2 separate regions of the Homo sapiens genome follow, and region 1 is linked to region 2. The links are chromatin contacts, found by Hi-C or POLR2A ChIA-PET in ENCODE. All regions are on one chromosome and are shown on one strand. Each heading gives the region's core, a stretch centred on a gene start or an enhancer-like site at or near the end of the contact. The rest is flanking DNA. Distances are from core to core; before and after follow the strand shown.

Region 1 (2,776 bases), core at 245-2,744, 220 kb before region 2:
TAATGATGATCCTAAGTGAAGGAAAAAAGAAGTGAAAGAGTTCATTTAACTCTCTTTTCATCTAAAAATAATTAAGGATACATGACATTCTATCAATACATACTGCCAAATTAAATTTTTGTTTGTTTGTTTTTTGAGACGGAGTCTCACTCTGTTGCCCAGGCTGGAGTGCAGTGGCGCCATCTCGGCTCACCGCACCCTCCGCTGTCTGGGTCCAAGCGATTCTCCTGCCTCAGCCTCCCAAGTAGCTGGGATTACAGGCGCCCGCCACCACGCTCCACTAATTTTTGTATTTTTAGTAAAGACAGCGTTTTGCTATGTTTGCCAAGCTGGTCTTGAACTCCTGACCTCAGGTGATTCTGCCCGCCTGGGCCTCCCAAAGTGCTGAGATTACAGGCGTGAGCCACCGCGCCTAGTCAGCCAAATTAAATTTTTAAAGAGCCACAGATGTACTATCTGACTCGAAAGACAATATGACCTGTTAGTGCCAGGTAACTCAGGATTATCGACTACCTTTTTCAAGGCCCTTTCCATTCCACAGCTGTCATGTCTGCCAAAGGATAGAGTTTCCAGGTCCCTTGAAAATACCTGGGAAACTGAGCCATCTGGATATTCCTTAATCATGTATTCTCCACAAGCTACAAAGACCTACCACATAAAGTCCTTTACTTGCAATGGTGTTTCCAATAATAGAATAAGTTATATTATCCATATTTTACTCAGCTCCAACCATGGTCACTTGTTGGCTTGCATGTGAAGCAAGAATCCAAGTGATAGAAAAGAGTTAACACGTCCAGTGGGGTTGAAATAATATACGAGTGGGAACATTAGCTCCCAAACTAAGCTGGGTCAGTGGTGGAGGGGCAATGGATTAACTGTAGAGGCAGGTCACGACACCGTCTTTCCTCCTGCCTAGAACGTCTTCTCCGACAGCTGCAGCATGCAAAAGGCAAGGCGCTTCAGGGATCAAACCTACTCGTAAAGGGGGACACTGAGGCCCAAAAAGAAAGTAACTTGCTCAGGGTGACGCAACAAGGCTCCACCTCCGCCTCGAAGCCAACGGCGATGACATCCAGGCGAGGGATTACGGAACCACCACAGCCTGGGCCCGCGGGAGGGGACGGGACGCCACGACCCGTGGGGCGGCAGCCGCCGCCTCAAGACCCTCGCCGCCGCCAGGGGTGTCACTTCTTCCCGAGGAGCCTCCCACCCTGCCACACAGCACTGCAGCGCTGCCCTCCGCAAGACAAAACTGCCCCGCAACCCTCCCGGGCCGCGGGAGGGGCTCCAGGGCCTTCAGAACACCACTCCCACTATCACCCCAGAGGGTGAACTGCGGTGAGAACCGAAACTTGCCACACCTCTACCCCCGTGGCCCCTTCTCAGGACTGCAAGTCTGAATGTGGGCACCCCGAGGGCCTAACTGCCCCTTTCCACTTGAGGCACTCACCAGGGACAGCAACCAGCAGCGGCGCGACAGCAACAGGGCAGAGTGGGACGGGGGCGGGGCTAAGCACCCAAGGGAGAGCCCGTCCCGCCTGCCCCGCCCACACGTCACAACGGTCAGCAAGCCCCGCCCCCGCGCGGCGCTTGCTGGGACTTGTAGTGTTCAGGTGACCGGGCCCCAGGAGCGGTCTTCTGCCTTTGATGGCTCTCCTAAGTCCTGAGCAGCAATCTCACCGAAATAAACCTACTTCATCCCCTGGAAGAAGCTGTTTACTTTTCTTTTTTTTCTTTTATACCTTTATTTCTTTTTTCTTTTTCTGTCGTCCAGGCTAGAGTGCCATGGTGCGAACACGGCTTACTGCAGCCCCGACCTCCCGGGCTCAGGTGATCCTCCCACTTCAGCCTCCTGAGTAGCTGGGACAACCACGGTGCCCATACGGCGCCCGCCACCACGCCAGGCTAATTTTTGTATTTTTAGTAGAGATGGGGTTTTGCCATGTTGCCTAGGCTGGTCTTGAACTCCTGGGCTCAAGAGGTCCAGCTGCCTCGGCCTCCCAAAGTGTTGGGATTACAGACCTGAGTCATCGCGCCTGGGCTACATCTTTATGTCTTTCTTCCCTGAATGAGAAAGCTTTATACATTTGAAGGGCCATTAAGAGGTCATCTTCATTTTTCTCCTGGGTCCACTTAACACTACTTCACGAAGAGTCTTTATTTTTTTTGAGACAAGGTCTCACTCTGTTGCCCAGGCTGGTGTGCAGCGGGGCGATCTCGGCTCAGTGCAACCTCTGCCTCCTGAGTTCAAGCTATTCTCGTGCCTCAGCCTCCCCAGTAGCTGGGATTACAGGCACCCGCCACCATGCCCGGCTCATTTTTTTGTATTTTTAGTAGAGACGGGGTTTCACCATGTTGGCCAGGCTGGCCTTGAACTCCGTCTCAAAAAGAAAAAAGAGAATAAACTCATGGCCAGGCACAGTAGCTCACGCCTGTAATCCCAACATTTTGGGTGGCCGAGGTGGGAGATCTCTTGAGCCCAGAAATTTCAGATCATCCTGGACAAGATAGGGAGACCCTGTCTCCACAAAAAATAAAAAAATTAGCCGGGTGTGGCGGTGGGCCCCTGTAGTCCCAGCTACTCAGGAGGCTGAGGTGGTAGGATCACTTGAGCCTGGGAGGTGGAGGCTGCCATAAGCCATGATCACACCACTGCACTCCAGTCTGGGAGACAGAGCGAGACCCTGTCTCAAAAAAAAAAAAAAAAAAAAAAAAAAAGAATAAACTCAGTAAGAAAAGAATTCTGCTAAGTCAATTTAAAGAAAATCCCCCATCC
Region 2 (2,789 bases), core at 131-2,630:
CGCCTGAAAAGGGCGGAAGAGTTACAATAAAGTTTACAAGCGAGAACCCGAGACTGGCCCGGCCAGCGCTCCTCATTTGCTCCCGGGTGCCTTGCAGAGCCGGTGGGGAGCCTGTCACCGGGCTCCTGCGCCTGCTGAGGCTAGGCTGCAGAGAGGAGGGGGCGGGGGCTGGAGGCAGGTGGTGCGAGTCCCTCGGCCCAGGGGCGCTGGGGGTGAGGGAGGCGGCTGAGCCTGATTGGAGGAGAGAAAAACGAGGGAGGGGAGCCAAGAGAAACCCCCTCCTCTCGCGTTCCGAGGCTGCCCGGCCAGGGAGGCCAGGGCGCCCAGGCCACGCTGGAGACCTGCGGCTGGGCTGGTGGCTGTGTCCCCCGCCACCTCCCTCTTTGTTTTGCTGTGTGTCCTCCCAAGATGTGTGTCGGGAGGTGGGGTGGGGGGCAGGCATAAAGGTGGAGTGCAGGCCTGCTGAGCATACTTTTTTTCCCTCGGACTGTTGTTGTTGGGGGAGCAGGAGGAGAAGGGAGACCGCTCTTCCCTGCCTCTCCCTCTCAGGGACTTGGCCACCTTCGCTCTGTTCTGAGGCCATGGCTCTCTGCCTTCCTTCCTTCGCTGCCTCTGCTTCTCTGGTAGTCACGCTCCACTGAGGCATCCGCCTCCGGGAACCGGGAGAGCAGCGCGCCCGGGCCAACCTCCACCCTTCCTTTCTCTCCCCACCCTCCCAACCCCCTTTTTCTTTTACTTTCAAACCTTTTTTTTTCTTTTTCTTTCTTTCTTTCTTTTTTTTTTTGCCACCAGAAACGGCAGCGTCCAAGGCCCGTGGGCTGGATCCTGTGCCCTAGGAGCACCTAGGAAGACTTGCTCCATCTCCGCCCGCATATCTGGGGCACCAAGAGAGACAGAGTCGTGAGCCAGGCTCGCCTCATTCCTCGTCTTGGGAGAACCGGACCAACTTCCCCAAAAGGCCTTGCCGTGCAGAATTGGCCTGGTTTAATAAAGAACAGACCTGCCCCAAGCACCCACCCACCCAGTTGCGTGCATTCAATCCCTGCGTTTGTCTCTCGCTCGGTAACGGGCTGAAGAGGATGGGTGGAGGGTGACACGGATCGCCCCGAGGTTATTTATTTTCCCTTCCACTCAATCTCTTCCTCCCCAAATCTCGCCTGCAAGCGGCCTCCAGCCCGCGGGAGTCGGCAGCGGCCCTTGAGCCCCCAGCCCCAATCCACAGGGCTCGGCTTTCCCATTCATTATTGATCATATTTTATAAATCCAACGCCACACAATTTTTTCCACATTACCGGGAGCCGTGGGGAGACGGCCCGGCCATTGGCGGAGGGGACGTCACGTGGGCGGGGTCACGTGGTCCGGAGAGGAAAAAGGGGGTCCTTTTTGGTGTAAATCTGGACTCTAATTCTGTAATATATCAAGGAATCTCGTAAAACCGACACTAAAACGTCCCTGCCTACAAATCATCCGGCCAAATTATGAGTTCATTGTATTATGCGAATACTTTATTTTCTAAATATCCAGCCTCAAGTTCGGTTTTCGCTACCGGAGCCTTCCCAGAACAAACTTCTTGTGCGTTTGCTTCCAACCCCCAGCGCCCGGGCTATGGAGCGGGTTCGGGCGCTTCCTTCGCCGCCTCGATGCAGGGCTTGTACCCCGGCGGGGGGGGCATGGCGGGCCAGAGCGCGGCCGGCGTCTACGCGGCCGGCTATGGGCTCGAGCCGAGTTCCTTCAACATGCACTGCGCGCCCTTTGAGCAGAACCTCTCCGGGGTGTGTCCCGGCGACTCCGCCAAGGCGGCGGGCGCCAAGGAGCAGAGGGACTCGGACTTGGCGGCCGAGAGTAACTTCCGGATCTACCCCTGGATGCGAAGCTCAGGTAACGCCGCGCACCGAGCTGTCCTGAGCCCCAGGGGCCGGGGCACATTACCCTGAAGGCGCCTCCTTCCCGGCTGGGCGCCCCTTTCCGCGTCCAGAGTGCTCCCAGCCGGAGGTCGGCCCTGGAAGGCTGCACCCACTGGGCCGCGACCCAGCAGGCCATCCCCGCCCCCATATTTGCTCGGTGCTCTCAGGCTCGCTCTGCTTCCCGGCGGATCTCTCTTCGCCGGCACCACGGCGCTGCGAGCCCCCAGCCCGCCCCCACCCTTCCTCTCGGCCTTTTAGCTTTAAATATTTATCAGCAGCGCCGGCACGGGCTGGAGACGAGGCCGTTTGTCTTGCGGAGGAAGGCCGGTGTTTGCAGAGAATAGCCATTAGGGTCTCCCCCTTCTCCCCCCTTCCCAGCTAAGGATCTCAGCCCTGGGTGTGTCCCCCTGCCCCACTCGGATAAGGTATGGGGGAGGGGGCCATAGCGCTAAGCAATTCTCCCCTCCCCCTTCCTCTCCAGCCAACCCCGCTCCCCCATTATTCCCATCAGGACAATTAGAGGTGGGCTCTAGAGGCCTGGCGGGAGGAGAAAAGGACCCAGCCAGGGACACAGAGCTAGAGAGGCAGGTGGAGGGAGGGGGCTGAGGCCAAAGGAGATGATCCTCCTGATCCCAGTGAACCTGGGTGGGGGAGTGGAACAGGAGAACTAGAAAGGGGCAGAGGCTTCATGGGAGTGCAGCTGGCTTCCTGAGGTGCTCTTCCTAGGGCTCCTAGGAACCCCTAAAGAACTGGCCAAGTTTGGAGGTGTCATTCCAGATAAGTGACCCTTTTCTTGGGGGAGGGGCTAGGACTCTCTGGAGCCAATTCAAAAATTAGAGAGTGCAGTTCACCTAGCCAGCTGCTGCAGAACCCCAAGAGGCTGAG

The links. A loop is a pair of places that touch in the nucleus more often than their neighbours do. ChIA-PET counts read pairs that join two places held with the same protein, here RNA polymerase II (POLR2A). Pooled maps may share reads with other maps.
Region 1: a loop to region 2 is called in a pooled map, with 3 times the contacts of the local background. The contact joins the promoter of CALCOCO2 here to the promoter of HOXB7 in region 2. A Hi-C loop is called at or near these places in 2 of 50 pooled maps. POLR2A ChIA-PET finds 5 or more read pairs at or near these places in 3 of 52 experiments (GM10248, Panc1 and activated CD8-positive, alpha-beta memory T cell).

What each region holds. Positions count from the first base shown.
Region 1 is chr17:48,829,753-48,832,528 of GRCh38, reverse strand. CALCOCO2 (calcium binding and coiled-coil domain 2) reads right to left here and starts at 1,494. Exons shown (of 13, transcript NM_005831.5): 1 at 1,451-1,494. RefSeq lists a silencer at 1,079-1,238 and an enhancer at 609-1,490.
Region 2 is chr17:48,609,608-48,612,396 of GRCh38, reverse strand. HOXB7 (homeobox B7) reads left to right here and starts at 1,380. Exons shown (of 2, transcript NM_004502.4): 1 at 1,380-1,878. The coding sequence starts at 1,479. HOXB8 (homeobox B8) reads left to right here. Exons shown (of 2, transcript NM_024016.4): 2 at 1-51. RefSeq lists a silencer at 204-253 and enhancers at 47-867, 868-1,687, 1,688-2,508.